4 separate regions of the Mus musculus genome follow, and regions 1, 2 and 3 are each linked to region 4. The links are chromatin loops, found by intact Hi-C in ENCODE. Cell type or tissue: heart. All regions are shown on one strand. Region 1 holds the start of Mir7066 (microRNA 7066). Region 2 overlaps Pbx4 (pre B cell leukemia homeobox 4). Region 3 holds the start of Hapln4 (hyaluronan and proteoglycan link protein 4). Region 4 overlaps Gm45929 (predicted gene, 45929).

Region 1 (8,000 bases), 64 kb before region 4:
ATCTCCAGCCCCTCACTAGGGGTTCTAGGTGGGTCTCATCTTCCAAGCCACTCCCCAGAGCTGCTGAGGATTTATGATGCCCACCAGTGAGTGATTGTTTCATAGGAAGGTAAACTGAGGCCAGTGGGCAGGGCCACAGGGCTCAGCAGCCTGAGAACAAGCACCTGCCACTCACCAGTCCTGTGTTGTCTGTCCACTGGAAGTCCCTCTCTACTGTCCGGTCATTCAGGCCGATCCACGAATTCTCATGTCCAAAACCTGTTGGGAGAAAGGGCTGTGAGAGTGTGCACCTGCCCCCGGGTGAAGGCGGAGAGATGTCATCGAGGGACTGTCTTCTCTTTCCCCGGCTGATGAGAATCACACAGGGTGGAGCTGGCAGGGAAAATGAACTTGGTGGTTAACCAAGACAAGGATAGGCAGCAAGCATGGGCTTGTGAGTCAGGAGACCCAAGTGTGAGGGGGTGGAGGAGAAAGGACCAGAAGTTGGGGGTTGGGTGGGAAGAATGGAAGAGAGTTAGCAGAACTGGGGGGTGAACAAGATTTAGAGGAGGGGTGGGAAGGAGGAGGATGGCAGACGGAGAGCCCCACCTCTGCCACACAGTTCACACAGGTTCAATGTGCTACGGAGTGCAGTAGAACATGGGGGCTTGCAGAGGTGAGGGAGGCCCAGAGCCCTGGCCAGCCACGGCTACACATGTAAGGGAAGGGGAATCCGGCAGCCATCAAGGACTAATGCAGCCGGGGAGAGACCGGGCATAGCCCTTGCCAGGTCTTTCTGAAAGGCAGGAGTGGAGGCAGCGGTCACCCTGGGCAGCCCTGGCTGAGGGACAGAGCATCAAAAAACCAGAAGCCAGTTCAGACTACAGACAACGAGCCAGGTGAACATGGTGAATTATACAGTGAACAAGGGTCAGTGTCACTTGAGGAAACCCACAATGACTAAAGCACATCACTGCAGAGACCCAGGGTCCCCGCTTCCATCTTCCCACTCACATCACTGCAGGGATACAGGGACCCTGCTTCCATCTGCCCACTCATGTCACTGCAGGGACCCAGGGCTCCCTCCCTTCCATCTCTGTACTCTGTGGGGTTTTTGTTGTTGTTGTTGTTTTGTTTTGTTTTTATATAATTATTATTATATAGTGCTATTATATGATTATATATAGTGATATTATTTTTAACACTCTAGGAACTGACAAACAAAACAGAATTCAGAGCTGGGCGTGGTGGTGCACGCCTTTAATCCCAGCACTCGGGAGGCAGAGGCAGGCAGATTTCTGAGTTCGAGGCCAGCTTGGTCTACAGAGTGAGTTCCAGGACAGCCAGGGCTATACAAAGAAACTCTGTCTCAAAAAACCAAAAAATAGGGCTAGAGCAATGGCTCAGCGGTTAAGAGCACTGACTGCTCTTCCGAAGGTCCTGAGTTCAAACCCCAGCAACCACATGGTGGCTCACAACCACCCGTAATGAGATCTGACGCCCACTTCTGGTGTGACAGCTACAATGTACTTACACATAATAAATAAACAAATCTTTAAAAAAAAGACTGCATATTTAAAAAAAACAAAAAATAAAATAAAATAAATAAATAAATAAATAAAACCCAAGGAATAATACAATGAGATGCAAATAATGCATGGGTCAGGTCACGCATTGTCCACTTCGACAGTCAAGCTTGATGACCGTCCGCTTGATGGTCAAGCCCCTTGGCCTCCATGAGTGTCACTTCCTGGTGACACTCTCGCCTTACCTGTCAGTCACAGCCCTGACAAAGAACTGGGAAGATAACATGTGCACTGGTCAAAGGACAAGTGCCAACCCCAGCCCACTACCCCGTCCTTACTGTTAATGAACTTGTGCTCTTCTGGCGAATGGACGCTTGTCAGGTGACCAGCTCGGCGCCTGCAATCTCTCTCTGCATCCTCCCAGGCCCGGCGATGGGCAAAGTACCGGTAGCAGTGTCCCTGGAATTTGTGCCAGCCACGGTCGCAGCCTTCTGTGTCTGGGAGGCAGCACAAGATTATGAGGGGACTGGTTAGCACAGCACACATGACACCCAGACAGACATGTGGCCACGACACCCATGCACATAAAATTAATTAATTAATTTAAAAATCTTAAATAAAATAGGGCCAGCAAGATATCTCAGGAGGTAAGGGTGATTGCCACCAAGTCTGAGGAGCTGACTAGACATGGTGAAATGAAAGAGCTGAGCCCTGAATGTTTCCCAACCTCCACACGCCTGCCATGGTGTGCGAATGCTCCCCACCCCCACCCGCTATGTGTCCGTAATTTAAGTATATAAAATAAAGACTCAGGCAAGACTTGAATGTGTGTTAGGCGGAGACTCACCCTTCTCACACAGGCTGCCCCCATAGCTGGGGAGGCAGAGGCAGATGAAACCATTCACCTCGTCGATGCAGGTGCCCCCATTCTCGCAAGGGCTGCATAAGCAGTCATCAATGTCTGGGAGGCAGGCAATGGGTAGAGGTCAGAGGTCAGCCTCTACTCATTTCCCAACCCACAGGGTCAAGGTCTTTCTCACCATCCCCTGGATACCCACAGGGATTGCTCTGCAGCTGTGACACTGGTGAACATGAGTGGAGTGACAGCAAGTGCCATGGGGTAGAAGAGTGGGACTCAGGCACTTGGGGTACAGCAGCCCAAAAGTTTACTCACAAGGGCTCCACTGGCAGTATTTGTAAACAGAACCAGACGCTTTGCCCCCTAAAACAATCCTCCCATATGAGTGTGTGTGTATGTGTGATTGTGTATGAGTGTTTATGTGAGTGTGTGAATGTGTATGTATGAGTGTGTGTGTATATGTGATTGAGTGTGAGTGTATATGTATATGAGTGTGTATGTGTGTATATGCACGTGTATGTGTGTGCATGTGTATGAGTGTGTATATGTATAAGTGTATGTGTGTATAAGTGTGTGTATGAGTGTGTGTGTGTGTGAGTGTGTATATGCATATGTGTATGTGTGTGCGTGTGTATGTGAGTGTGTTAAGTGAGTATGTATGTGTGTGAGTGTGTGTGTATGAGTGTGTGTGTGTATCCACATGATGCATCTGTGGGAGGCCAAAAGTCAATCTTGGGTGTTGTTACTCAGCTGTCACTCATTTGGATTTTTAAAATACAATATTTTAAAATGATATTTATTTATATTGTGTGAGTTTATTTGTTTTGGAGAAAGAATCTCTTTATATGTAGCCCTGGCTGTCTTGGAACATGCTATGTTGACCAGGCTGGCCTCAAACTCACAGAGATCCACAAGCCTCTGCCTCCTGAGCACTGGGGTTTAAGGCGTGTGCTGCCATGCCTTGCCCTCATTTCTATTGTCAGCTATGACTCTATAACTCCCAGCATGATTGTGAAATCAAGCAAAGGATGCACAGTGATCAAGAAATTACACCATAGGGGCTGGAGAGATGGTACAGAGGTTAAGATCCAGAGGACCCAGGTTTAATTCTCAGCAGACATAGTTGGCTATGTTTGGTTGCATATATGTTTGTGGCACCATCTGTGTGCATTGCCTGCAGAGGCCAGAAGGCATTGGCTCTCATGCAACTGGAATGAGCTGAACCCAAATTCGATGTATTTATTTTTATTCTATGCCATTTCTATTTAATGTAATCTCCTATTTAGCAATGTGAGTGGTACCCACTCGGCTGTGCACCTGGATGAGGGTGGTCTCCCCATAGCCCTTTGCTTGCTGGAGAGCATCCAACCCTTTCCTTGTCCTCCCCACAACCCCTAATATTCATGGTAGGAAATGGCTCTCCCTCCTGAGCAGCTCAGTGATCTAGTTTGAACTCAGATAACTTCAGTTGTGTCACCTGGACTCCCAGGGACAGGACAGTGCTCTGAGCTGGGACACTCACCAATTTCACAATTCTCCCCAGCATAGCCCTGGTCACAACTACAGCCATACACGGTGCCGTTGGTGTGGCAGGTGCCCCCATGCAGGCAGGGGTTGTTCTCGCAGGGATCTGTGGGATCTGTGGGATGGACAGGCAGTGTGAGGACGGACTGGACACCATGCCATTTTTCATAGAATCCAGAACTCAGTCCTTGTCTGTGGAGTCCCCTCTCTTGCTTCTCCAATGAATGGGTCATATGCTTTGTCACCACTCTATCTGCTCAGGGCAAAGTCCTCTCCCAGGCCATACTAGATTGGTTCACCCAGGGACCAGAAGACAAGTTGTAAAAGTTAATTCTCACTGTCACCATGTGGGTCTTGTGGCTTGAACCCACGCCCTCAGGCTTAGCAGCAAGCACCTTTATTCACTGAGAACTCTCACCAGCCCTGCCCAGTTCCCTCTTGTACTTAAGGCCTTCTGTGACATTCCATATGGCAGCCATTCACCCTATTCATGCTTAAATTAATTAGAACGAGATGATGGATACAGTCCTATGAGCCACGTCAGTTTGATCACTCAGCGAGTGCTGCTGTAGAATATCAGCTTTCAAGGCATGCAGTCATTACTAACTGAACAGTTGGGGGTAGCTGGCTGTCCTGCAGTGGCTGATATCGGTCTCCAGGGCAGTGACACTATGAGACAGCGGGCTCTGGTATGTGTGATGTGCTTGCTGAAACCCCAGCCCTGTGCTAGCACGTCTGGGGCAGAGGATGATGACACTTGACAGCCACCAGGTGTCCCCACCACGACACCTGCCCACAGCTATTGCTGACTCAGCTGACTTGGTGTATTTTCGACTTTATTAGCATTTGTGTTGTGGGTGTTTCGATACCCTTCCCACCACAGCCACCTTCTGTCTCCCACAGCCAGGGTCACCCCCACCCCCAGACTTCTGATTGCAGATCCTCCAATTAACTTTCAGGGACAGCACAAGCTGCTGTCAGTTGCACTCGGCATCTTTAAAGCCCGAGACATAGGCTCCTCTTCCTTTCCTCTCTCTTCCTTTCTTCCTCTTTTCATTTCCTCCTTCCTGCCTCCCTCTTTTCCCTCCTTTCTGCAGTCTCATGTAGTAATCCACACAGTCCTTGAACTCACTCCTTAGCTGAGACAACTTTGAAATCTGGCCCTCTGCCGTTACCACTCCACTCCCACCCCCGTGCTGGGGTGCCAGGCATGCGCCAAGCCCGACTCACACACTCTAGTTTTTGTTTGTTTTCTGTTCTACATCAAGTTCCAGCCACAACTGCATGAACATATTAAGTGCTCAGATCTCCCCTTGCCTCAGTTTCCCCACAAATAATCAAGAACCATATAAGGACTTGTCCCATGAGACGTTATAAAGTTAAGCCAACCTGGCTGGTCATGGGGTTGGCAAGATCTCTAGGCCAGCCTGGGCTACAGAGTGAGGCTCTGTCTCCGAAAAAGAGGGAAAGCTTCGGAGATAGCTCAGACCTCAGAACAAGCCCTTGCACCCACTTCAAAATAGTTGGTTATAGCCAAGTATGATGCATGGCATTTTTTTTTTAAATCCAGGCACTCTAGAGGCACAGGCACATGGATTTCTGTGTGAATCAGAAGCCAGCCTGATTGAGCTACATAGCAAGTTCCAGACCAGCCAGGACTACATAGTGAGATCCTATCTCAAAGGTGGGGTGGGGGCAGGAATGAAAAATTCAGCAGTTAAGAACATTGTTTAGCTGGGGGGTGGTGGTGCACGCCTTTAATCCCAGCACTTGGGAGGCAGAAACAGGCAGATTTCTGAGCTCGAGGCCAGCCTGGTCTACAAAGTGAGTTCCAGGATAGCCGGGGCTATACAGAGAAACCTTGTCTGGAAAAAAAAAAAAAAAAAAAAAGAACATTGTTTAGAGGTTTGATTCCCAGCATCCACTTGGCAGTTCACAACCATTAGTCCATCTGTAGCTCTGATTCTAAGGAATCTCCATGGGCACCAGGCACACATGCAGTGCACGTACCCGCAGGTAAAACCCTCAGAAGTATGTGCCTCTAGTTCTAGCTCCAGGGAGTAGAGACAGAGTTCCCAGGGGCTGACTGAGAGACTGTCTTCAAAACACAAGATGGAGAGCTGGCAGGATGCGTGAGCAGATGAAGGTGCCGATGCCAAGCCTGTCGACCCAAGCTTGCTTCTTGGAGCCCACACCGTGGAAGGAGAAAACCCTGCCCCCAAAGGCACTGCCTGATCTTCACAAGAGTGTTACAGCAGGCACATACACATGTGCATGCTCACACACATCAAATAAAGGTGGCCAATGCCTGAAGATAGGCCTCCACAGACTGTACATGCATGTGTTCATATGTGTACCAACACATATGCACACACACCTGCATGCACATAAAAAATATGAATGAGTTTTATAAAACAAGCCAGGTGTGGTGGTCTGAATGAGAATGACCCACAGGTTCATATATTTGAATGTTAGTCACAAGAGCTGTGGAGCCCTTTGAACAAAATAGAAAGGTTACAAGGCATGGCCTTGTTGGAGATAGTGTGTCCCTGGAGGTAGGCTTTGGGGTTTTAAAAAGCCCATGCCAGGCCCAGTTCTCTTCTCTCTGCATCCGCACCAGGATGTAGCTCTCAACTCTAGCTCCAGGACCATGCGTGCTACCATGGTGACAATGGACTAAACTTTATTCTGAAACTGTAAGCCAGCCCCAATTCCATGCTTTAGGAGCTGCCTTGATCATGGTGTCTCTTCACAGAAATACACTGGGGATGATGGCAAACACATATTAGTTCACCATTCAGAAGACTGAGGCAGGAGGATTGCCACCACCTTAAGGCCAACCTGGGTTACAGATGGGTTACAATATTGTTGGTCACTGAGTCAGCTCTTGCCTCCCACTGTCTCCATGGCTCCTGTCCCTGCCGTATCCACGACTGGATCAATCCAGCTGTGGTTCCTGTCTGTCCTAGATACCACTCTTCTTTCCCTGCCTGGGATGCAACCAGATCCAGCTGTCTTCTCGAGACATGAAAATCATTTAAGGCCAGCCTCCTGCATCACACTGCCCTGTACCTTTCAAAGTAATATGAACATTTGAAAACAGCTTTCCAAATCCAACCCCGACCTCATGGGCCCATGCTTTCATCAATGACCACATGCTTTAGATGTTAAACGTTCCCACTGTTAGCCAGGCAAAGTGCTGTATGCCACAGGTGGATCTCTGTGAGCTGGAGGCCACCATGGTCTACACAGTGAGTTCCAGAACAGCCAGGGCTACACAGAGAAACCTTGTCCAAGCAATAACAACACAACACAACACAACACAACACAACACAGAAAGGTTTGATGTAACCTGCTTCCTGACCTCTGACCTCTAGCATCACTGTTTGTTAGAAAATTCCAGTCCTCCCAGGACATTTCCTCTGCTCCAGGAACCCCTAGCCTCCTGTCCCCAGGTCCCGCCACACTAGGACAGATGGAGAATCCAGAACTTACCTTCCTGCCCGCTGGCCACCTCTTCCCAGAAGCCCTTCACGCTTGGACTCTCAGCCACAACATTCAGGTCTGATTCATCCAAGCCCAAGGATACAGGTATCAGAGTGCTGGGTATGTCCCACAGTCCTGTGGGTTCCCCTGAGGAAACTGAGGCCACTTCATCCATGGGGACCACCAGGGATGACCAGGGGTGCGAAGGCAGAGTGTTGAGAGGCTCCAGTGACTCCTGGGCCACCATCTGGCCCTTAGGCTCTGGGTGGCCTTCGGAGCTTGTAGAGGTCAGTGTGGGCATGCCCTGAGCCCTAGCCATGGTCACAGCTATGTGGGTGCTAGAAATGGCACTTCTGGATTCAGACTCCCAAGTGGCATCAGCAGTGCTGGGGACCACCTCCCTGGTGGCCTCCATAGGGCCCTCGGTGGCACCTCCCTCCAAAGCCACTGTAGGTTCCATGCTCACGGCAACCCCATGGGCTTCCATGGGTGTGGACTGGGAGCCAGGGTCTAGTCCTTGGCCAGGCAGTGGTAGCCAGGTGGCCAGCACCTTCTCCACAGTGGCCTGTCCGCCTGATGTGGGACTCCCTGGTAAGTCCAAGACCCCAGACTCAGTCCCTAGGATG
Region 2 (8,000 bases), 290 kb before region 4:
GGTCCCTGTGGCCCCTTGCCACTGACCAATGGAAGTGACGTGGTTCTCACTCTGCGGACCCTGGCCTTCCTCCAGCCCCCCACTGGGGGAGTCTGCCTACAGCCCCTGGTGAGTCAGCTGGGACCCCTCCAGGGCTTTGGGGAGGTAGAGGAGCCCTGGTGTTGGGTCTCTGGGGAAGGAAACCCCAAGGAAAGGTGGGAGCATTTAACCTCTGGACTCAGACCCACCTGTCACGGGGGCTGGAGACCTGGTGGAGTGGGGGTGGCTCACACTGAAAAGGCATCTCTGCCAGGCTGGGATACACGTTAGTAACTGGGGTCTAGACAGCCAAGTTGCCTCCAGAACTTTGCCAGGGTGGCAGCTGTGTAGAGCCTGTGACCTCTCAGTCTGTCCTGGGTGTCGGATGAGGGCCCTGCATAAACAGAGTGGGCTCTGGCATGGTGGCCCCATGAGCCCAGCAGCTTCCCTGAAGCTCCCTTAGAACCAGCCCCGGGGCTTGGAGTAGTGCCCACCGGGAGTGAGCTGGGTGAGCCCGGCTCTCTCAGGCCCTGCCTGCCACCACCTTGAGTCCCAGCCTAATGCAAGCTTCAGGCTGTGGAGCAGAGTCTGGGCCTGCTTCTCGAACACCTGAAGCTAAGGTGCTCTGGGACAGAGCCAGCAGGAGTGAGGGAGCGAAGCACCAGTCTGCCCTGCTCTGCCACACCTGCCCATTCCAGCACTGAGCCAAGAGTCAGGCTGTGCCATGCCCTGCAGGAACCCACCTAAGTGTCCTGTGGGTACAACATGTCCCAAGGACACCCTTTGTCTTGTTGTTTGTTTAAGATGATCTCTCTACATACCACTGGCTGTCCTGGTATTCACTCTTTAGACCAGGCTAGCCTTGAATTCACAGAGTTCTTCCTGCCTCTGTCTCCCAAGGGCTTAAAGGAATATACCATCATGACAGACCCATGCCAACACCTTCATACCCATTCAGCTGGCTCTTCTTAAAGGTCACTCTGCCAGCATGGCCACTGTTCTTCTATCCAGCTGCTTCAGCATATGCCTGCCATGGCCTCACTCACAGAGCCTCTAGCACACATGCCATGCCTGATACAGTGGACAAGGACAGTGTCCTTTGAGCTTAGCACATCCATCCAGCTGTCCTTAGACAGATGGGCAGAGTAGCCCCAATGTGTGCTGTGGTCATGCACACTGCAGACAAGCGGAGGCTCCTGCCCCTGTGAGGAAGGAGCCCACAGTCATGGCCTTGCCACAGGCTGCTGGTTCTGACATCCCCCAAGGCATTTGCTGGAGGGGTGTGGGCTCAGAGCCCACCTGGCTCTTTCTGGAACTCCTCTGCTAGCATGTTCTGTGTAGGTACCTTTGGGGACACAGGAACTGGGTAGTCACCCACTCTCATGCTCTTATCTTTCCAGGTCCATAGTAACTGGCAGAGGGCCGCCCCACAGCCAGCCTCATCACCTGCGGGAGAGTCTGGCAGCTTCAATTGGGATGCTGCATCTAATTAAGTTTCTGGCACCTGGCTGAGTGCCATAGGTGACTGGCCCTGTGTCCTGCTGATGACCTCAGAAGTCCTGGCTGCGGCTTTGCCCTTTTTCAGGCCACTTGCCTCCCCACCTTGGTGTGATTTTTTTTTTTAAAGAAACATCAGTTAAGTGACTGACAGTGGACTGTTCATTCTGAGCACCCGATTAAAGTTTTGACCTGTTTGCATTCCAGTGTTTTCAATACAGGCTTGTCTAAGTGACAGGTGACAACCTAGATGCCATTATCAGCTCTAAAACCTTGTGGGAGCTGTGGCATGGCCTCTGCTCTTATTGGGAATGGGTTTGGCTTTGTGGTTCTGTTTTAGCTCTTTTGTGTTTGGTTTGGGGATTTTGAGAATTTGGGAGAATTTGAAGCCTTATCCCATTTCCCCTGTGCAGCAACCAATAGGGCCTTCCCTCCATAGCCTGTACCCTGGAGCGCTTGTCAGGCAGTCCTCATGGCTGTGACCTCATCCTATCAGCCACTATCACAACAGTAACAAAGTGCCCCTTTTCCTACAGCCTGGGAAGAACCCATAACAGGTGGAGGCCACCTTATCCCTGGGACCCAGCCAGGTGTACCCTGTGGCTGCCTGCTATGTGAGTGTCACCATGTGCTCTGCTGAGCCTGAGGGCTGTCAAGTGGTTAGCAGCTACCTGTCGTGACTGGACACTCTCATCCTCCAAAGGCGCTGTCTCCACCATCAGTCTGTCCCCACGCACATCTCCAGGCCCCGCAGCCACTTATCTGGGTTCACCTTCTTCTGTACAGTGTCAGTGGCCCACATCCCACCTGGGATTCTGTATCTAGCTTCTGACAGGAGCACTTTTGAAGTTTTGCCATATTATAGAATGGATCAGGGACTGGAGAGATGGCTCAGCAGTTACGAGCACTGACTGCTCTTCCAGAGGTGTCCTGAGTTCAATTCCCAGCAACCACATGGTGGCTCACAACCATCTGCAATGGGATCTGATGCACTCTTCTGGTGTGTCCGAAGTCAGCTACAGTGTACTTGCATCTAATAAATAAATCTTTCAAAAATAAAAAATATTTTATGTAATAGGCCATTCTGCCTGCATGTATGTTCAAGTACCAGGTGTGTACCAGAGGGTGAGCAGAGGGTGCCAGGTCTCTGGGAACTGAAGTTACGGACAGTTGGGAGCTATGATGTGGTGCTGGGAGTTGAACCCAGGTCCTCTGGAAAAGCAGTCGTTGTTCTTTTGGTTTGATTGTTTTGTTGTTGTTTTCTTGAGACAGGGCTTCTCTGTGTAGCCCTGGCTGTCCTGGAACTCGCTCTGTAGATTTGGCTGGTCTCAAACTCAGAGATCCACCTACCTCTGCCTTCCAAATGCTACGTTTAAAGGTGTGCTCCACCACTACCACCGGGTACAGTCAGTGTTCTTAATCACTGAGCCATCCTTCCCTTTCCCAAAGCCTCACCCTTTTCCACAATTAATTAATATATCGCTGAGCAAGGTGTCTTTGGAGACGAACCCCACTGACGTGCAGAGAAGCTGAAGGCAGTGGCCACTGACACTCTACACATCCCTGCGGTGCACAGCCTGGGACTGAGCACGTTCCCAGCCACTCACATGCTACAGAGAAAAAGCTTGAGAATCTGGAAGCTTCTCTGGCTGAGGTGAGGCACATGAATAGGTGGAGGAGGGTATTACCTGCCCAGAAGCCTGGCTAGGGCCAACACCATCCTGAGCCATTGACAGACCGGTATTTGAGGCTCCCACCGTCCCTGTGAGCCCTGCTGGGACCACAATTGTCTCAGCCTCTGAATGGAGAACGGAGTGGCAGAGAGAGAGAGAGAGAGAGACAGAGAGACAGAGAGAGACAGAGAGAAAGAGAGAGACAGAGAGAGAAAGAGAAAGAGAGAGAGAGAGAGAGAGAGAGAGAGAGAGAGAGAGAGAGAGAGAGAGAGAGAGAGAGAGAGAGAGAGAGAGTCAGTCAGTCAGTCTCAGGAACACTGGCTCAAGGAAGGAAGAGCAGTGGGAGAAGAGCCATAGAAAGGAAATGGAGACAGCAAGACTAAGGAGGGATAGGCCTGGATCTTACTGGAGAGGGCAGGTTTTACCTTCAAGAGTTTCAATGATAACGCAGTGTAGATGCCCTCAAGCCCCCCTGATGCCTCTGAAGGAACTATGGAAGCCACAGACAGCGAATGAGTCAAATCAAGGAAAAAGCAGGAGGGACCTTAGGGAACCTCACAGGGCTCAGTTGCAGTTACGTCTTTTGCCACGAGGAGGCGCAGTCAACCTAAAAAAACTAAATCCCGTCTCCAGAATTCTAAAGCAATCTAAAAACTGGAAGGAAGGCTTCTGAGCCTCAGTTTCCCTATCTATAACGTAGGGAGGTCACAGGAACAACCGTTCTGGGGGAGGTCTGTGAGCAGAAGCCAGGAAAATGTGTCACCGTCCAGCACACAGATGATAAGCAAAGCATAAATACTGGACCGAACCCATAGGATCTGAGGACCAGCAGAGGCCCAGGTGTTCGAGGAGAGAGGATCATGGAGGTGGAACTGCCCTTCAGGCACTCGAAGGCCAGCAAGCCAGCACTTCCTGTGGGAAGGAGATCCAGAGTTTAACAAGGCCATGCAAACAGTCTGGAGGTATGGGGGAGATGTGTTCTCCCAGGACATCCAGGAGGCTAGTATCAGGTTGACTGCAGTAGCCCTGCCCAGCAGCAGGTGCCAAGGCCTGCCAGCAACATTCCTCAGTGCCCGGCGCCAGGCAGCCGCTCCTGCCGGATGAAACGTAAGCTGGGCCTGGCCGCGTGGGCCTCGTGTTTTTCCAACGGCTTCTTCAGCCACAGCCTGACCACAACCTAGATTCCGTAGGGCTAGCCACTCCGTGTTTGTGTTCAGCCTGGCCAGACAGTAGCGGGGCCAGGCCGGGGGCCTGGGCCTCCCAGATGGTCTGGCTGCCTGGCCTGAAGCATGTTCTCCTCCACCGAGAAGCCCTTGTTATAGCTACTCAGCTATTCTTTCCTTTCTTTTTCTGTTTTTCATTGTTTTTGTTTTGAAACAGGGTCAATGTAGCTCTGGCTGGCTTTGAACTTACTACAATAGCCTAGGGAGGATGGGGAATTCCTGATCTGTTTCTACCCCTCAAGTGCTGGGGTGATAGGTGCCAACATGCCGGATTTGGCTTTCAAACCTTAGAGTCTGGCTGTGCGTGGTGGCGCACGCCTTTAATCCCAGCACTTGGGAGGCAGAGGCAGGCGAATTTCTGAGTTCGAGGCCAGCCTGGTCTACAAAGTGAGTTCCAGGATAGCCAGGGCTACACAGAGAAACCCTGCCTCAAAACAAAACAAAATAAAACAAAACCCTTAGAGTCCGCTTGGGATGGGGTGGCATCCACTGCTGTAGGTTCAGTCCAAGGTTGTGTGTAACTGGCCCACCTGTGGGGCCACCCCAGCCTCCGTCTCATCTCCCTAGCTGTGAATTAGGGATACCATTAAAGCATAGGCATACAGCTTTAATCCCACCCTGGTGGAGCTTAAGTTCCAGCTCAGCCTGAGCTACATACAAACCCCTGCCCCAGCAGACATCAAACAAGCAGACATAGCCTGTGTTCAGGTGTTGGCAGGGTCTAGCCCAATCTAACCCAAGAGAGTGCAGGTTTGAAGCCTGAGCAGGGCTTTGCCTTATGCACCAGACTTAGAGCTCCTAGGGCAGATGCTGATCCTGGAGACAAAGCTCACCACCCTCAACTCCCCCTCATGAAAACTTACAAACAAAAGGAAAACTCATTTTAAGACTTTCAGTCCTCTGGGTCTGGTTTTGGAAAACTCCTATTCACCTTTGAAATTTTCCTGTCTTCCAAAGCCCTGGCCCTACAAGGAGTTTTTTGTGCCTGTTTCGCTTTGACTTTCGAGGTTCCTGGGGTCTTTACGCTTATCTAAGCATAGCTCTCCACGTATTATCTTGGCAGTGGGGTGTGCTTTGTGTGTGTTCCACACAGGATCCTCACAAGACCAGGGGTTAACCTATAGTCTTCATGAAGCAGGGGCTAACCTGGCCCTCGGTGTGTGTGAGGGTCAGAATCCCTCAGGCAGGAAGAGGGGGTGGGAGCTATGGCCTCGCCTCTGCCTGGCTGGTCCTCAGCCCAGCTCTGCCGTGCTCCAGCACCGCCTGGGGCCAGACAGCCTTTGAGGACATAGCTGAGGTTTGGCGGCGCTGCCCGTTTCAGGCTGAATCAGCACAGGGAGGGATTCAGGCCTCTACTGCAGAAGCAGTTGGGACTTTGGAGGCCCGGGGTTCCCTCAGTCCACTCCTCCCTTGGGCTTCGAGAGGGTGAGATGTGCCCAGAGCACCCAGATGTGGACAGCCGGACTCTGTAGGACAGACATATTTGGAGAAGGCCTGAGGCAAGCCATCCACCATGCGAGGGAGGCTGGGTGACTATGGGGCGCAGGTGGGTGTGGTGTGGGCCCGTGGCATGGGGCTCCATGCTAGGGTGTCCATTCCCCCATGAGCCAGAGGTCACAGTGCCTAAAGCATTTTCAGGTGTCCTGCGATGACAGACCAAAAGGTGACCAAAAGGTGCTGGGTGGTAAAAGAGGGAATATTTGACTGTAAGGGACAGAGATAGGGCGTGGCCAGGAAAGCCTGACCTTGGCTGATGACTGGCAGGCGGGTTGGCTCTGACTGACACCTTGGCTCTATGGCCTGGGCAGAGAGGTCTTGGGTGAGGCTATGTCTGTCTTCCTGTGTTTACCTCCAACAGCTGGGAGTCCCCTCTCCCCATGCTGGTCCCCTCCCTATCACCTGCCAGGGCCCCCATCTGGAACCAGCCCCAAGGTATCAATCATCCCCCTCCCCCTGTCCCCAGTGATGCTCCTGCATCCTCTGCTAACTGAAGCCAGTGCCTGCCAGGCCAGCTCCAGCCCTTGGGGTCTGAGACTGGGACAGACCCACCTCTGAGACTGATGAGAGAGACAGACAGTGGGGAAGTGGTGGGTGGCCACGCCAGGCCCACGAGGCTCCTACAGAAGAGCCAGATATGTTCTGCCAGGACTGAGCTTCGAGAGAGAGGGAGCGCTGGGCCAAGTGGGGAGAGCAGCCCCCGTGCCACCCGAGGAGCGAGTCCCAACGGCTGGGGAGAGCTCCTTGGTTCGGGGGAGTGGGGCAGGGAGAGAATCTGTCCTAAGACATTGTGTAACCCAGGCTGGGCCAGCAAGCCTGCTCAGTGGGTAAAGGTGCTTGCTGAACAAGCCCGCAGTCCCAAGTTCAATCCCTGGAACCCAAATGAAGGAGGAGAGCGAAAAGTAACTCCACGTGCTCTCTGGACTCCATCATCATGTTGTGGCATAAATGTGCCCACACATACACAAATGCCCAAAACGAAAGAAGAAACTGATCTCTAAATGTTGCTCCACCTAGAATCCGCTTCCCTCCCTCGGTGTCACTTGCTTGCCCCTCTGTGTTGCCCCTCCAGCCTTAGCACATGTTGTGCCAGCTGTCTGCCTTGCCTTTCCTACCTCACTGTCCAGCCAACATGTCCTTCAAGACCAGTTCCTAGCAAGGAGTGGTGGCTCACACCTGCCATCAGCTCTCAGGAGGCAAAATTGGGAAGATCAGAAGTGCAAGGCTATCCTTGGCTGCATAGTGAGTTTGAACATGAGGTCCCATCTCTAAGGAAACAACCAAACCAAACCAAACCCAGAGATAGCTACTTCATCCCCAGGCTAGTGTCCATGACAGCTGTGTGACCCAAGCAGTCATTCTCCTGAAAACAAATCTTGGGACCCAACACACTATGTATACACTACGAACCCTCAAAGCAAGTGTAGTCTCAGGGCCACATCCCAGCAGCCCCCCTGCATGTCTGTCTTGCAGCCCTTCCTTTTGGATTCTGCTATTTTCAGGCTTGTTTTAAGCATTTTACTGGTCCAAGATTTTTTTCTATGCCATGGTGTGAGGAATTTTAAGAACCCCTGGTTCTAAAATTATAAAATCTAAAGTGTTGAGGGCAGGACATTGGGCCTCCAGTGCCCCGAGCTGACCTCAGGGAGGCAGGAGCAGGGTCTCTGGGGGGAGTTTGGCCCTGGTCCCCCTCCAACCCCAGCCAAGGGGCGTGTCCTGGCAGCCCTGCTGGGGGTGGAGGGAGGTGATGGATTTTCCAGAAGCTATGACTGAGGTTCCAAGAGGGAGGGCTGGGACTGAGCACCAGGACAGAATGAAGGCAGAGCCGCTGCCAGTGCAGGGTAACTCTCCCTTCTCTGGAGTCTTAATTTCTTAATGTAAAAATTGGGGGTGAATTCTGCCCTGTCACTGAATAGGCTAAGAGGGAAAGAGGTCCACAGCCTTCTGGGCCTAACTAGAGATGGGTTCCCACTAGCCCTACTCCACACTAACAAAGACACCAGGGATAGGCCAGTCATCCCCCCCCCCCAAAGCCCAGCTGGCTGCCCCAGCTGGCAGCCAGAGAAGCCCCAACACTTTCTCAATGAAAGGT
Region 3 (8,000 bases), 81 kb before region 4:
AGAATACTTGAGTAACAGTTGTGTGTCTCTACCATAAAATAAAGTGTGTTGGGGTGGCAGGGAGGCTCGTGGACTTGAGTCTTTCCTGTGCTGGCAGGAGCTGGAAGACTTGATTAAGGAGCTTGGCCGACCATCTTAGTTTACCCTTCTGCTCACTGGGTGGTTATATGGGACTCCTATGCGGCAGCACGCCTGTCATCCCAGGTGTGGAGTACCAGCTCAGTCCAGTGAAACTAGTCAACTTAGTCCTCGTGGGTGAGAGGTTGGGATGGGTCACTATTACAGTGCTCTCAATTCCCCGTGCTGGGGGGTGAGGGTTGTCCCACCCCCACCCCGTGCTGTGCGTGCGCACGCGCGCGCGGCACCTTTAAAGCGCCCTCCTCTGCTTGCAGGCAGACGCCCGGATTGCGCGACCGGCAGGACCAGCTGGCCAGACCGCTGTGCGCGTGCGCAGTTGGGGAAGCGCACTGGCCGCTCAGCAAGGGCCACGACCAGGATGGTGAGTGCCACGCTGCACTGGTTTTCGAATCTCACATTTGTCTCTGTCTCTCTTCTCTCTGCCTCTCTCCGCCCTCTCTTTTCCTCTTGCCTCCTCTTTCTCTTTCTTTGGCACTTTCCCTTTCTCTGCCTCTTCAATGTCTCCCCCATGTTTGGGGGTGGTGGTGGAGAAGAGCGCTCACTTATTCTTTTTCCGTGTCTCTCCCACTAGTATCTCCTTCCTCTACCTCTGAGTCTCTGCATCTCTGATCCTACACCTCTATTTTTGCGTCTCTGGGTCACTGTCTCTGAGTCTCTGGGTCACTGTCTCTGCGTCTCTATTTATGAGTTTCTATCTCTGCGTCTCTATCTCTGTGTCTCTGCATCTCTGTGTCTCTGAGTGCATCTTTGCGTCTCTGTCTCCGAGTCTCTGGGTCTCTCTCTGTCTTTGCCGCTGTCTCCGGGTGTCTGTCTCTGAGTCTCTATCTCTGAATCTCTTCCTCTGAGTTCCTGTGTCTCTGTCTCTGTCTCTGTGTCTCAACTCTGGGTCTCGCTCCCTCTATCTCTCCTGGCCTGGCTCAGTAGCCCGTTGCCCCCCACCTCTCCAATCCTGTCCCTCTATCCCCAACCCCCGCTCGTGCTGCCGGGCTTGCTGCAGTCTCCTGGCGCGCTGATAACCTTGCGGCCCCGGTCCGCGCTGCTGCTCCCCCTCCCGTGCGCTCCCGTAACGGGGGCAGGGACTTAGGGAAGACGAAAGGAAATCTCCTGACCCTCCGTCAGTTCCACGGTTGATTCGCGCCTGAGACCCTTTTGGGGAGGGCTGGCAGAGCTAGGGGCTGTTGGGGCAGTACAGCTGGAAGCAGCTCCTGTACCCGCAGGCGTGTGCTCCAGGAGCCCTCGGTCACCGCGCACTCTGGGCCGTGGCCTGGGGACTCCTGCTGCTGGTCCCCGTGCTCGCAGGGGCGCAGCGTGGCAGGAAGAAAGTCGTGCACGTGCTGGGTGAGTTTTGTGGGAAGCTCTGGTCATCCCCTGCAATCCCCAATACACGCGTGCGCGCGCGCGCGCGCGCACACACACACACACACAGCGGTGGCCTAGAGTGAACGATGGGAGTGGGATGGGGTGGCGGATTGCCATGGTCCCCTACATTCAATCTCTGAGCTCCTTTCCCATCCTAGACCCACATCCTCTCCCTGAGGGACCCTACCGCACCTTTGACCCCTGATTGGTCGCCCCGCAGAGGGCGAGTCCGGTTCCGTGGTGGTGCAGACGGCGCCGGGGCAGGTGGTGAGCCACCGCGGTGGTACCATTGTCTTACCCTGCCGTTACCACTACGAGGCGGCCGCCCACGGTCACGACGGCGTCCGCCTCAAGTGGACGAAAGTGGTAGACCCTTTGGCTTTCGCCGATGTCTTCGTGGCTCTGGGTCCCCAGCATCGAGCCTTCGGTCCCTACCGAGGGCGGGCCGAACTGCAGAATGACGGACCTGGGGATGCCTCCCTGGTCCTCCGAAATGTCACCCTTCAGGACTACGGGCGCTACGAGTGCGAGGTCACCAATGAGCTGGAGGATGACGTCGGCATGGTCAAGCTGGATCTGGAAGGTGACCACAGCATGGGCAGAGAAAAAGGGGTACAGTGGGGGGCAAACTGAATGAGGTTGTTTCGGTAGAGATTTTGTCAGGCAGGGGAATAGCTCATTTAAAAATTACAGCTCTTATTTAATGTATGTGTATACTAATATATGCCTGTGGTTAGGGCCAGAAGAGGCCTCCCTTCCCCTGGAGTTGGAGTTACAGGTGGTTGAGAGCTGCCTGGTGTCAGTGTGGGGAACAGAACTCTTTTTGGCTGGAAGAGAAACAAGGAAGAAAGAGGTCCCCCCCCTTTTTTTTCTTCCCTTCTAGACAAGGTCTCACCATGTAGCCCTGGCTGCCTTGGAACCCACTACATAGATCACGCTAACTTTTGTTGGGATAATCTTTTGGTGCACTGTGTGAAGGCCTGCCTAAGGCACCTTCTGATTAATTTAATAAAATCTCAACAAGCCTTGCATTTGCAGCGATCAGCATGCCTCTCAAGTGAAGGGATCAATGGTGAGGGCCATCCCTGGACTGAAGAAAGTGTTTTTTTAAACCGCTGAGCCATCTCTTCAGCACTAGCTCTATGACTAAGACAAGGTTTAATGGACCCCAGGTTGGCTTTGAACTCTTGAGCTTTCAAGAAAAAAGTTATTGAATTTTGGTGTGTGCACTTCTGTGTGTGTGTTTACGAGTGCACACATGCCACGGTTCTTGAATGGAGATCACAAACAATTTGCCGAATGGATTCTCTCCTGGAATAGAACTCAATTTGTCAGGGTTGGTGGCAAATGCCATTACCTTCAGAGCCATTCAATTGACACTTCTGAACATTTTAACAATGGAAAATTGTAGCTGTCTTCATTAGATGCTTTCTGTTTGCCAGCCACTTAGCTGAACGGCTCTCTGGAGCTTCTCATTTAATTTCCTCAAATCCCCAAGGTCGACAGCTATTAACCTAGAGATGAGCTCTGCCTCAAGAAGGCTATGGCGTTGCCCTGGGCATCTGTAGGTGAGGGGCGTGGCCAAGATTCGACATCCTGTCCATCAAAACTCTAGGGCTTCACCATAGCTGGTGTTTGCATCCTATCCTGGAATAGGGGCCAGCATGAGATTCTGCCTAAACCCTGTCCTTCAGCACAGAAACACTCCAGAGTTGGGTTGACTGAGTTTAGTGAGAAATAAGTTTAGAGTCACAGTCCCAGGCAGTTGGAAGGGAAACACTTTAAATAATACTGGCAAATCAGAGGGCTTGACACCTGCCCAACTGTTTCAGGGCCCAGGGTGTAGGAGTACTGCCCTAGGGACAGGTCTTTCCACTTCAGTAGTGAGTTGTCAGAACACTGGGACAGAGGACATTAAGAGTTGAGTTTTGATGGATGAATTAGGCAGCTGGAGAAGGATAGAAAGAACATGCATGAAGGTCTGTGGCCATGGAAGAGTAGCCATGATTAAAATGTATTAAGGCAGAGGAGCACATTCCACGCTTGAATCCAAGGACACATAATGGGCGTGAGGGGGCTAGAGGTGCGGCCGGGTCCGAGGGCTGAGAGAAAAGTGAACTGGAAGGTTCTGTTTCGTGTAAGGTGTAGTAGAATCCAGTGCGTGTGTGTGTGTGTGTGTGTGTGTGTGTGTGTGTGTGTGTGTGTGTGTAACCCTGACAGACTCCTATTTGTCTTCGTCCACCCAGGGGTGGTCTTCCCCTATCACCCGCGCGGAGGTCGCTACAAGATGACTTTCGTGGAAGCGCAGCGTGCTTGTGCCGAACAGGATGGCATTTTGGCGTCCGCGGAGCAGCTGCACGCGGCCTGGCGCGATGGCCTGGACTGGTGCAACGCGGGATGGTTACGCGATGGCTCGGTGCAGTACCCAGTGAGCCATGCCCGGGAGCCCTGTGGCGGGACTGGGAGCACTGGAGCTGGTGGCGGCACCAACGGGGGCGTGCGCAACTATGGATATCGTCATAACGCTGAGGAACGCTACGATGCCTTCTGCTTCACGTCCAACCTCCCGGGTGAGATAAGTCTTTTCCAAAGAAGCGGGTCTCCAGCACTTATTTCCCGCCTTCTTGAAAGAGACCTGTCCCAAGGACCTAGGCCCCCTAAATACATAGGCTTCTCCCTGAAGGGGACCCTTCTTCCCTCTCTCCTTCCTCTTAATCATTATGTCCTCTCCCAGGAAAGGAGGCCCTCTCCTCCAGTTCAAAAGCTCTCTCCCTGGAGGGACACCTGCCCCACATGCACAGGCTCTGACCCATGGAGCCTGGCCGCTGATTGCATAGTCCCAGTCCCCTAGAATGAGGTCCGCCCCAGGCGCATATGCCCCGCCCCTTAGGGAGAAACCCGCCCCAAGTGCCTAGTCTCCAACCCTTTGAGGAAGACAGCCCTAACCGCCTAACCCTAGGGCCTGGCAGGTGGAGGGAAGTCTGTCTCAGAAACATAGACTCCATCCCTCAGGGTATAGGCTTTTTCTCTCTTGAGGAAAGACTTCCTCCATGGGCTCCGCCCCAAAGAGATAGGCACAAATTAAGCCCAAAGCCCCCATCCCCGCCTCCCTGAGGAAGACCTGTCCGAAAGACATAGAGCCTACACCGTGGTTGAAGGTCCATTTCAAGAGTGTGGACTCTGCCCACAAGAACACAAGAACACAAATCCTATGCCTAAGGACACAGACACTACGCTAAGGCATAAGGACACTAGAGAAAACCTTTCCCAAACATAGGTCGCGCCCCAAATAAGAGCCCTGCCCAATGGACAGAAATCTCCCTGAAGTGCATAGACCCTCCCTCCAAGACCATTGTCCCCCACCAAAGTGAGCAGGCCCCGCTCCTCCGCCTTGCCTCCGCTTTCCAGGCTGCCACAGGGGGGCAGTGAAATGCCACATGGTACCAGCATCGCACTGGCGGTCCCAGGTTGCAGTGAATGGGATGGACTAGGCTCAGGAAGCCCTAGGACGCTAGAGCCTGGCGGGCCTATCCCTGGCCGGGGTCTAACACACTCTCGGGTCCCACAGGCCGCGTGTTTTTCCTGAAACCGCTGCGACCTGTGGCCTTGGCCGGGGCAGTGCGCGCGTGCGCTGCGCGGGGTGCCACAGTGGCCAAGGTCGGGCAGCTGTTCGCTGCGTGGAAGCTGCAGCTGTTGGACCGCTGCACTGCAGGCTGGCTGGCGGATGGCAGCGCGCGCTATCCCATCGTGAATCCGCGAACTCGCTGTGGAGGTCCTCGGCCCGGCGTGCGCAGCCTGGGTTTCCCTGACGCCTCCCGACGTCTCTTCGGTGTCTACTGCTACCGCGCTCCAGGTGCCCCAGATCCGGCTCCAGGCGGCTGGGGCTGGGGCTGGGCCGGCGGAGGAGGTTGGGCTGGAGGGTCGAGGGATCCGGCTGCCTGGACCCCGCTGCGTGTATAGATCTGGAAGGATGCGTGTTTGGGGGTGTTAGTGGCTGATCCAGTGGCCTCATGCACCCCCTGGATACCGATCACGTCTCAGAGTCTCAGAGATTCCTTGGACATATGACACACCCCTGCGGTGCACTGCAGACTGATCTAGCTACCTGTGGTCTTTGGACATTGACCATACCTAAGGTCTCCTGGATAAGCGACCTACCCCTGCGGTGAGCTGCAGGCTGACCCACTTGTTGTGGTTCTTGGTCGCTGACTATGTTGCCCTCTGAGGATCCCCTTTGGATAGTGGATATTTCATCTTTTAGACTTTGCCCAGAAGAGTCATACTCTCCCTAATCCCCGGGACCCCAGTAGACCAGCAGGACTCTACGGTTTCCAAAAGATGAACCTTCTATGGCCTTCTGAAAAACAGGTGGACACCCCCCTCAGTCACCTGGAGGCTGGACCCCCAGGATTAACTGGAGACCTGCCCCCAAACCTTCTGTATTTCCCGGGAGCTGGAAAACTGGTCTTGGATCGTCAGCTGTACACTGACTCCATCACCTGGTGAAGAAACAGAAAACCACAGGTCACAAGATGATCGTGCCCTGTACGAGCAAGTGACCCAGATTCCCACTCTTTCAGAGAGTCTCTTTACGTTTTCAAGGTAGCATACTTTGTCCCTGGGTCAATATGGAGGACAGACCCAACACCTCTGGTGTCACAGGAGAGTCTCCTCAGCTGGCTCCTGGAACAGCGGCCATGCCTATCCCTCAGGTTTTCCTCTGACCAGAGAGTAGACTCGCTTGAATGTCCCGTCCCCGGGCTCCTTGGGGGATGTCACCAAAGAGATTCCCTCAGACAAGAAACCCCTAAAAATCTGACTTGCAGAGACAAGCTGCTCGGCTTCTTAAGGTCACATAGGCCACCAATGCAGCCTTACCAGGCTCACCCGCTACACCCACAGAAATGGCACATTCTGCCTTCCTCTGTAACCATGGTTACCACACTTTTCCTTTCTTACTGGCCTAAAGCCTAACACCTACCACTTCATTTTTGTCTGTCCCTGCCCTGGTGGACTGCTGTGGAGACAATCTTCCCCACTGAGTATCCTCAGGGTAACCCAACATTCAGTTCTCCAGGCCTCTCCATGGAAACAGCTGCCCCTTTCCCAAAGAGCATCTTCTGTTTCTCTCAGTTGCCCAAGCCCCGCTCCTAGACAGTTTGAAACACCCAGACTGTTGCCATGGAGTCCAAACCTCTGGTGTCCAAGGTAACAGAATACCTGTCCCTTCAAGGCTTTCCCCTCCAGGGTCCCATCCTGTCCAACTGTTGCCATAGAGAACGTCGGTGTCTCCATGACAACTGACCTGCAGCACTCAGGAACTTCTTGCTATGGGTCCCTCTGACTGGAGCTGCCTGCTGTGTTCCTCAGGCGCCTGACAAATGTCCCTTCTTCAGATGGGCCTATGCAGGACTCTGCTTCTGGAACAGCTATCTGCACCATCCATTTGCATGCTAACTTTACTCCACCCAGCAGCTGAGCAGGAGCCACCACTGCAACCCCCTCCAGCATTTTAAATGTTCACCCTGCAGACTAGGAAACTGAGGCTGTGGTACCGCACAAAGGCCGACCTTTCCTTCTTGGAAATCAAGGAGGGCAGATTCTCCCTGAAACCATCAATTTCAACCCATTTCTGAGGACCCATGTGTGCTCAAGGGTCAAGACCAGCCCAAATGCAGGAGCCTCCAGGTCTCAGATGCTGCTGGAACCAGCAAGTACCCTTGCCCACACACTTTCCTGCCTGCCCCATCTATCTCGGCTAATTCCACCCCTGAGTCTGGAAGCTAAGGGGCTGTGGGCTCCAGTCACACCTTTTGTTCTAAAGTGTGCAGCCAAACACTTATCCAGACTCTTCTCTGGGCTAGGATTGTTCTGAGGTCCCCAGCAGCAGCCTGCAGCCCAAGTTCAATAAACCTTTGTTTTTTCTGGTGAATGTGAAACAAGGCTGCCAGTCCCTGTCAGTGCAGTGGGCTTCTCGGTTCAAAAGTGGCTCCTCTCCCTTTTTTCACTGCTCCAGGATCCTGTGGGATCCTCTCTGACCTCCTCATGTGCCCTGGGGCATGTGTGCATACACATGAATCATAGTAACATGTCATCTAAAAAACGTTAAGTAGGAGCTGGCTGTAGAAATGAGGTAGCCAATCTGTATTTTTATTTATTTGCTTATTTATTTTGTTTTTTTTGAGACAGGGTCTCACTGTTTAGCCTTGGCTGTCATGGAACTTGCTACATAGACCAGGCTTGGCCTTGAGCTCAGTGATCTGCCTGCCCCAAGTGCTGAGATTAAAGGTGTAAGCCACCACTGCCTGGCCAATTTTTATTTATTTTTAAGTTTTTTTGTCAGTATTTCGTGTGTGTCTGGTGCCCCTGGAGGCCTGCTGAAGGAGCTGGACCCCGTAGCTAGAGTTAGAGATAGTTTTGCTGCTGCATTTGGAAGAGCAGCAAGGCATCTTAGTCAACTAAGCCAGCTCTCTAGTCCCGAATTTTTGTTTGTAAACTTGACT
Region 4 (8,000 bases):
GAGTGCTAGAGCTATATCTGTGGAGCGTTGTGGTGGACAGAGGAAACCTGAAGGTTGTCCTGTGCCTCCATGCATGCTCAGAGTGATGCCTACACACACGCGCACACACAGTAGATGTGTTCCACATCTGTGTCCATGGCGCAGAGCACATGCTAATGGTCCCTTCCATTGGGCAAGTGATGTATTATTCCTTGCTGTCCTCCATCTTTCCTGTGGAGCTGAGGCTTGCCTGGATCCCAGCTTCTTCCTGCCCCAGCTGCCTGGGTGCGAGGGAGGACACGGACCTCCACATTGCCTTGCATTTATTGAGCATGGAGTACACTCAGCTGGTGCCCAGTAGGGGCTGCCTGGATTAAGTGGCTGCCTTCCTTCTCCCTGTCATTTTATTATGCTGGGACTTGAAGAGGGCAGGGTCAGGATCGAGGCTGGGTACTGTTTGCCTTGTACTGCTCACACCTTCCTTCTGCCCTCTTACACAACAGCCGCTCTGCACAGCTACCCACGATGGGGAGGAAAAAAATCCAGATCTCACGAATTCTAGACCAAAGGAACAGGCAGGTGAGTTCCCAGGTGGCGTTACCATTATAGGGGGAATGGCATTCTGGGCAGGGGCACATCCAGGCCAAAGTCAAATGGTCTTGCAGAGAAGTCTTGAGTCCTGAGGCCATCCTGGGGAGTCTGAGTGTGACAGAAAGCGTGGGTTCTGTTTCTGGGGCCCAATCTTCCTTTCAGAAGGGAACTGGACATTTGGGTGGAGTTGCAAACGCAGAGAGCTTTCCTAGCTTCAGATGGAGACTGAAGGAGAGAAGCTTGCTCTGCACTCATTTAGGAACATCCTCCTTTAAAAAAGATTTATTTATTATATGTATACACTGTAGCTGTCTTCAGACACTCCAGAAGAGGGCATCAGATCTCATTATGGATGGTTGTGAGCCACCATGTGGTTGCTGGGATTTGAACTCAGGACCTTGGGGAAAGCAGTTGGTGCTCTTAACTACTGAGCTGTCTCACCAGCCTTAGGCGCACCCTGCTTTAACCCTCCTCCACCCCCTCCTGTCTCTGTGCTAACCACTGAGCCATCTCACCAGCCTTAGGAACACCCTGCTTCAACCCTCCTCCACCCCCATCCTGTCTCTGTGCTAACCACTGAGCCACCTCACCAGCCTTAGGAACACCCTGCTTTAACCCTCCTCCACCCCCATCCTGTCTCTGTGCTAACCACTGAGCCACCTCACCAGCCTTAGGAACACCCTGCTTTAACCCTCCTCCACCCCCATCCTGTCTCCGCCCCTGTGCTGTAGGTGACTTTCACCAAGCGCAAGTTCGGACTGATGAAGAAGGCTTATGAGCTGAGCGTGCTTTGTGACTGCGACATTGCCCTGATCATCTTCAACAGCGCGCAACGCCTCTTCCAGTATGCGAGCAGCGACATGGACCGGGTGCTGCTCAAATACACCGAGTACAGTGAGCCGCACGAGAGCCGCACCAACGCGGATATCCTTCAGGTACCTGAAGCCGCCTGCAGTCCCCGGGCACATCCTGGCCGGTTGGTCACTGTGTCACCCTGTTAGTTCTTGATCCTTTCCTCTAACACTAAAGGGACTTGAACTTCAGGGGAACTCACAGTGGTTTTAGTCCCTGGGGTCCCTCTGGAGCAGGCCACGCCCATCTGTATCTGTCTGTGCAGTTTGGCTGGAGAAGGTCTCTCCCAAGTACCTGAGAACCAAGTTCTAGGAGTCGGATAAGGTCTGAGGGCCCACCCTGTCATCTGCTGTTCCCACAGACACTGAAGAGGAGGGGCGTGGGCCTTGATGGGCCCGAGCTGGATATGGAGGAGGGGCCAGAAGGTCCTGGAGAGAAGCTGCTGAGGACACTGGGGGGTGACAGAGGCTCGGCCTCGCCCCCGCCTCGGATCTATGTAAGAGGACTTCCCTGTGCCCCCTCTCACCCCCAACACACTTCCAATACACAGTCTGAGTTTGAGACTCCGGGAGTAGTGCTAAAAGGCCAGACAGGGGAGCCACTTCGTGGAAGCCAGTCTTGTCCTGGATGGGTGAAGAATGCACTTTATGACCCGGGCTTCGAAGGGCAGTAACAGTTCAGCAAGCAAGTCTTCCTGCCACAATTTCTGACACCCCATGCTCTGCAGAGGGAGACCTCAGCCCTGAACAAGGCTATGCAGCTGAGATGGAGCCCACCTGGCAACCCCAGCCTTGGGTCTAGGCCTTAATGGAGACCCTCAGAAACTTCTGAGGCACAGAGCCCCCTCTGCCTCATTCTCTCCTCTCTCTGTCCACAGCCCGTGGCCCCCGCAATGTCGGTTTCAGAGCTGTCCTACCGGGTCCCACCAGCCACTCCAGGCTGTGATCCTGGCGGGCTGGGGGAGGCCCCGTCTGTCCACAGCCGCCCGCCTCACTTTCGACCCCCGGGTGAGCGAGCGTTAGCGTTAGCGTGTGGGGAGGGCAGAAGGGCACGAGGAACCCGGGCTCTGAACTCTATGAGTGACACGACAGCCTCTCTTTTCCTGGGTCTTCACCTCCCCCCAGGCCTGGGACACCCGATCTTCTCTCCAAGCCACCTTGCGAGCAAGACGCCCCCGCCTCTGTACCTGGCGACTGATGGGCGGAGGCCAGACCTGCCCCCTGGCCTGGTTGGTGCCCGAGGGGGATTGGGCACCTCAGTGAGAGGGGAGAGAGTTGGAAGAGGATAGAGGAGGAGGAGGAGGAGGAGGAGGAGGAGGAGGAGGAGGAGGAGGAGGAGGAGGAGGAGGAGGAGGAGGAGGAGGAGGAGGGAAGGAAGTGGGAGAGAGGAAGGAAAGAGGCAGGTGGTCACAACCAACTACAGTTTTCCCTCTGTTGTTCCTGCAGAGAAGCCTGTACAGCGGCCTGCAGAGTCCCGGTGCCCCAGGCCCCGCTCTGGGTAGCTTTGCCTTCTTACCATCAGGCTCCACAGGTGCACCCAGCCCTGTCTGATTTGCCTGACCGTTGTGGGTCCCTCGCCCCAACCCCAAGCCCGGGAGCGGGAGGGTTGGAGTACTGACAGGATCTCCGCTCACCCAGCCTCTGCCCGTAGATTGCAGCCCGGGAGACGCAGCTCAGGGACCCCTGCAACCCTCACCCTGGCCACCAACGAGGGACGCTGTAGACCCCGCCCGGCCAGTGTGAGTTGGGCGCCCCCTGGCGGCCAGGAGCGAGACTCGTCTAGACCAGGCTGAGGGTGGGGCTGTGAGATTTAGAGAGAACCCCATGGCCTACAAGCCTTCTTACCTATCTTGTGGGTCTCTCCTCTTCCTGCCTCCCTTCCCCCATCTCTCCAGCAGTGCCCGCAGTCTGTGCAAGGAGGGTCCCCCCAGCCGAGGGGCCTCCCCTCCGACACCTCCGGTCAGCATCAAGTCTGAGCGACTGTCTCCAGTCACTGGGACCTCTGGCGACTTCCCCAGGTCCTTCCCCTACCCGCTGCTCCTTGCCAGGCCCCTTGCAGAGCCACTGCGGCCCTCGGCCTCCCTGCACCGCTTGACCCCTGACAGCTGGCCACGGTAGCGCTCCAAGAGGTTCCTCCAGCCTCCACAGAGTTCCCGAAGTCTCAGGTTCCCTATACCACCAGGACGGACGGACGAGGGCACCCACTGTGCATCACTAAGGCCCTGTCCCTTCCTGGGGGCCGCTGCATCAATAAAGCCCAAGGACTCGGGAGGGCACTGGGCAGCCCCTAGCTCAGAGCTCCCGAGCCTGGAATAGCCACACCCAATCTCCTCAAAGATCTCTTTTTGCCTACACTGGCTTTGGGGTGCATACCACAGAAACGGGTTCCAAGAGGAAGGCCAGGTAGAAGGTGGGGTGACCTAAGAAGGAGCCACAGGCATTGCATCGCCACCAAGGATGAGCCAGGAGGTCTGAACTGCTCCTGGAAGTGTGACTCTCGGATGAGACCACAGCCATGTCACCATGGCAGTGAGAGTAGGAGTAAAGTGGTTGCCTGTGGTGACCAGGACAGCCTGGGACTGAGAACACTTTTTAAAAGGTAAACAGGAGCCGGGCGGTGGTGGCACACGCCTTTAATCCCAGCACTTGGGAGGCAGAGGCAGGTGGATTTCTGAGTTCGAGGTCAGCCTGGTCTACAGAGTGAGTTCCAGGACAGCCAGGGCTATACAGAGAAACCCTGTCTCAAAAAATAGAAAACAAAAAGTAAAGAGGGGATGCTCCAAAATGGCTCATGTGGTAAAGGCCCTTGCTGCCAATCTTGTGGACCTGAGTTTTATTGTTGGAAGTTCTGTTGGTGGAAGGAAAGAACCAACTGCCTTCAAGTTGTCCATTGACCTCCCTACGTGTAGGTGCTCCCCCTACAGATGCAAATGAACGGATAAATATATAAATGGGGAGAGGAAGGGGGAAAGGTCGATGGTAAGAGAGCTTGCTATGCAAGCGTTAAGATCTGAGTTCGAATCTCTAGCATTCATATAAAAAGCCAGATGTGGTCTAGATGCCAGAGTAAAGTGGGGAAAGGATGGCTGGGGCTTAGTAGCCCAGCTCCAGCTTAAAGACAGATCATATCTGAGGGGAATAAGACACCCACTCCCTTTCTGTGTCCTCTGAGGCTGTGTTGGCACGGTTCTACAAGGAGACAGACATAATATATGTAAAAACAATGAAAGGGTGGAGCAAGAGCTTTGGGGCTGCACCCTTCCTCCTCCAAGTGTGTCCTGGGCTGCAGAGATGGCTCAGAGGGTGCAATGTTGGTTATGTCATCATGTGACTAGGGTCCAGTCCCGAGTGTCCTGGTCACAAGCCCAGGGTTCCACAGACACTGCTAATTAGAACTAGCTCTGCTGAAGGTTTGCTGGCTGCTACTCTAGCCTAGAAAGTTCTGTGTCTGGTTCAGGCAGAGTCCCTGTCTCAAAGAGGACACCTGATGTCCTCCCACAGCTTCTGCCAGGGTGCAGGCAAGTATACCGGGAAGCTCGCATTCATGCGAACCGAAATGATGATTGTACAAGAATGCCTTTTAGTTTTAGAGGGGGTGGGGTCCTCTAGGGCAAGATGGCTGCACTTGTGGGAAAAGCACTTGCCAGCTCTGAGTTCAGCCCCAGGAGGAAATGCACATGGCAGAAGGAGAAAACGGACCCCATGTGTTGTCCACTTGTGGCAACACCACACCTTTCCCCAGTCAGCATTTCTCAACCCGTGGGCCACCGAAGATCATTGGAAAACACAGATATTTACTTTGCAATTCATAACAATAGCAAAATTACAGTTAAAAGTAGCAATGGAAATAATCTTATGGTTGGGGGCTTACCACACCATAAGGAACTGTATTAAAGGGGCTTCTTAGCATTAGGAAGGTTGAGAACCACTGGCGTAAGTCCATGTAAAAACAAGATTTAAAAAAATAGGTTTCTAGGCTCAGCCCTCTCTTTCCACCCAGTCCTCCTGGTCTCCATTATGACACCACATCCTGGAGCAGGAGGGAGCAAGGTTGCTTGGGTGCTTGGGTGGCACTTAAAGGGCCTTTGAAACTCAGTAGCCATCTTTTGCCCGGCTGTTCCTGGCTCTGCCCTCCCCCGACGAGTGCCTCAGACACCACTGGGGTTGGGGCAGGGGATTGACTATGGCCTTAGGCCACTCCAACACTAAGAAACAGAATCTGTGAGCACTCAAGACTGAAGCCAGGTTGTGAGGCCCAGCGGGACCCAGAAGAGGCCTCAGGGTTCTAGAATGATCCTCAGGGCTTCCACAGCCCAGACATTGAGCCAGTAGGGCATGAGGAAGTTTCTGAAAACCAAACAGGCCTGGGAGGTGGGGAGTGGTGTCCTATGTCTTTAACTTCAGCACTCTGCAGACGAAGGTGGCAGATTTCTGAGTTAGAGAGCAGCCTGGTCTACATTAAATTCTTACCCTGTCTGAAAACGACGCCACACTAGAGACCAGGCCAGGAACCTAGAGGCTGGAGCTGATGTAGAGGCTGTGAGGGAGTGGCTGGCTCAGCCAGTTTTCTTCTTCTTTTCCATTTTCTTTTTGTATTTCCAAGGCAGACTTTCTCTGTGTAATAGCCCTGGGTGCCTGAAACTCAATCTTTAGACCAGGCTGTCCTCAAACACACAGAGAACCGCCTGCCTCTGCATCCAGAATGCTGGGATTAAAGACGTGGGCCATTACCCCGGTTTAGAACCCAGGACCACCAGCCCAGGGATGGCACTGCCTGACTTAGGCTGGGTTCTCCTACATCTACCCCTAGTTTTAAAAATGCCCTATGTGCTTGCTCACAGCTCAGTCTCCCAGAGGCATTTCTCAATTGGCATTCCCTTCTCTCAGACTACTTTAGCTGTGTCAAGTTGACATAAAACTCCAGCACACAGGACTACACCAGACCATGAACGAGACCAAGATGGCTCAAAGACCAAAGCAGCTGCACCTCAAATCTAGACAGGAGTTTGAAAAACCACCAGGCATGGTGTAGCAAGTTTGTAACTCCCAGCACTGGGACGCAGGGATACCCATCTTCTGTCAACAGGACATTTTGAGTCCAGAGGGTCAAGGTCACTGTGAATTACCTCACATGGACATCTGCACAGATTAATAACCAGTGGTGAGATCATCACAGAGGCAGCACAGTCAATGTATGGACAGCATCCTAGGAGAATGTGCCCACAAGACAGCCAGACACCCAGGCCTGTCCAGGACTTAACCAAGATAAGAGCTGCCCCTCCCTCCCTCTCTCAAAGCCGCTTGGGGAAGACTGTAGGGTCCTAAGATGACAGTTCTTGCTCAAGCTGTATCTGAGGCTGAGGTTGTTGTACATGATGCTTTGGTTTAGAAAACAAAAACAAAAACAAAAGGAGGCCTGCCAGCTCAGGGTGCTCTCAGGTTCACAGCCCTCCTGACCTAGCTGGATTCCATGTAAGCCCCACCACCCTACCCTGTGGGTCTAACTCTAGCATTTTCTATTCCATGAGCCCAAATCTCCCCATTGTTGTTTGAGCCTTTTGGAATTTATGTTTGAATCATTAGGAAGATCAGGCTAGCTCCAAACTATCAAAAATGGCTTTCTGTGTCTGGCTAGTACAGGAGTTAGAGATGTGAACCACTAAGGCCAGTCAGCACCCTCTTTTTAAACATTAACTACTATCATGTCGATGGAAGCAAGTGTATAATGCATGAGTGGAGTGGAGGTCAGAGGTCAACTCGCAGGCATGATTCTCCCTTCTACCATGTGGGTGCTAGGGTTGGAACTCAGGCCCTCATTGTGGTAAAAAAACTCCTTTGCCCAAAGAAACATCTCATCAACCTAACAAGTGTTCCTTCCTGGTTTTTACTTTATTTTATTTCTAGACAGGGTTTATCTGTTAGCTCTGGCTGTCCTGGAACTCACTTTGTAGATCAGGCTGGCCTCGAACTCAGAAATCCACCTGCCTCTGCCTCCCGAGTGCTGGGATTAAAAGCATGCGCCACCACGTTCGGCCCTGGTTTTTATTTTTTTTTCCTGTTTTTTGTTTTGTTTTTGAGACAGTCTTAAAATATGAAGCACTAGTGGCTTCAGTCTGGCTACACAGCCTAGGCTGTCATTAGTCTTAAAACATGCTCCTGTCTTAGCTCTCTAAGAGAGAGGACAGCTATGCGATCCACTATGCCGGGCTGTCTAGTGAGGAGGGTGTGGCTCAGAGAGTGACGTGCACACACACAGACATCCAGGCTACTGTCTGAACTGGGGTGATGGTGTAGTGAGCTGGGGAGGTCGCTCATACAACACAGGTCTTACGTTTGCATGGTGAGCTCCATCCGTGGTGAGTGAGAACACTGACCGGGCATGGTGAGACACATCTGTTACTTGAGCATTTTACAGCAGGATCAGAACCTCAAGGTCATCCTTGTCTACATAGAGAAGTTCAGACCCTACTAAAACCAAACAGGGTTAGCAAGCCTGTTCAGCCGGTTGAGGCTTTTTCTGTGAAGTCTGAGTTTGATCCCCTGGGGTCCACATGATAGCGAGAGAATTGACTCTAGCAA

The links. Hi-C counts contacts between places; a loop is a spot of excess contacts. Peaks named below come from ENCODE experiments on the same cell type or tissue, not always from the same donor. Only the 100,000 strongest peaks of a DNase experiment are listed, where the experiment ranks them.
Region 1: a loop joins it to region 4, with 7 times the contacts of the local background. A loop is called at or near these places in 17 of 42 quality-filtered maps.
Region 2: a loop joins it to region 4, with 12 times the contacts of the local background. A loop is called at or near these places in 6 of 42 quality-filtered maps.
Region 3: a loop joins it to region 4, with 6 times the contacts of the local background. A loop is called at or near these places in 15 of 42 quality-filtered maps.

What each region holds. Positions count from the first base shown.
Region 1 is chr8:70,100,058-70,108,057 of GRCm38, forward strand. It overlaps Ncan (neurocan), which reads right to left. Exons shown (of 15, transcript NM_007789.3): 8 at 7,384-8,000; 9 at 3,887-4,003; 10 at 2,353-2,466; 11 at 1,844-2,002; 12 at 176-258. Mir7066 (microRNA 7066) reads right to left here and starts at 2,529; the gene lies at 2,467-2,529. In heart, a CTCF peak has its summit at 4,653 (motif pointing right); no DNase peak of the experiment used is centred here; H3K27me3 peaks cover 3,973 bases.
Region 2 is chr8:69,870,577-69,878,576 of GRCm38, forward strand. Pbx4 (pre B cell leukemia homeobox 4) reads left to right here. Exons shown (of 8, transcript NM_001024954.2): 7 at 2-108; 8 at 1,419-1,716. The coding sequence ends at 1,511. Among named protein-coding and RNA genes, the nearest start is that of Gm33746, 8.8 kb to the right of the region's middle. In heart, a CTCF peak has its summit at 3,768 (motif pointing right); a DNase peak (open chromatin) is centred at 7,608; H3K27me3 peaks cover 4,206 bases.
Region 3 is chr8:70,083,065-70,091,064 of GRCm38, forward strand. Hapln4 (hyaluronan and proteoglycan link protein 4) reads left to right here and starts at 465. Exons shown (of 5, transcript NM_177900.4): 1 at 465-499; 2 at 1,356-1,476; 3 at 1,718-2,080; 4 at 3,744-4,067; 5 at 5,066-7,798. The coding sequence starts at 497. The coding sequence ends at 5,457. In heart, a CTCF peak has its summit at 4,919 (motif pointing right); a DNase peak (open chromatin) is centred at 4,977; H3K4me3 peaks cover 3,177 bases; H3K27me3 peaks cover 8,000 bases.
Region 4 is chr8:70,163,747-70,171,746 of GRCm38, forward strand. Gm45929 (predicted gene, 45929) reads left to right here. Exons shown (of 9, transcript NM_001310055.1): 2 at 483-558; 3 at 1,302-1,505; 4 at 1,784-1,918; 5 at 2,300-2,429; 6 at 2,547-2,680; 7 at 2,868-2,952; 8 at 3,073-3,160; 9 at 3,320-3,742. The coding sequence starts at 505. The coding sequence ends at 3,539. Mef2b (myocyte enhancer factor 2B) reads left to right here. Exons shown (of 9, transcript NM_001045484.2): 2 at 483-558; 3 at 1,302-1,505; 4 at 1,784-1,918; 5 at 2,300-2,429; 6 at 2,547-2,650; 7 at 2,868-2,952; 8 at 3,073-3,160; 9 at 3,320-3,742. The coding sequence starts at 505. The coding sequence ends at 3,539. Among named protein-coding and RNA genes, the nearest start is that of Tmem161a, 4.7 kb to the right of the region's middle. In heart, a CTCF peak has its summit at 3,180 (motif pointing left); a DNase peak (open chromatin) is centred at 3,165; H3K4me3 peaks cover 1,245 bases; H3K27ac peaks cover 1,351 bases; H3K27me3 peaks cover 4,381 bases.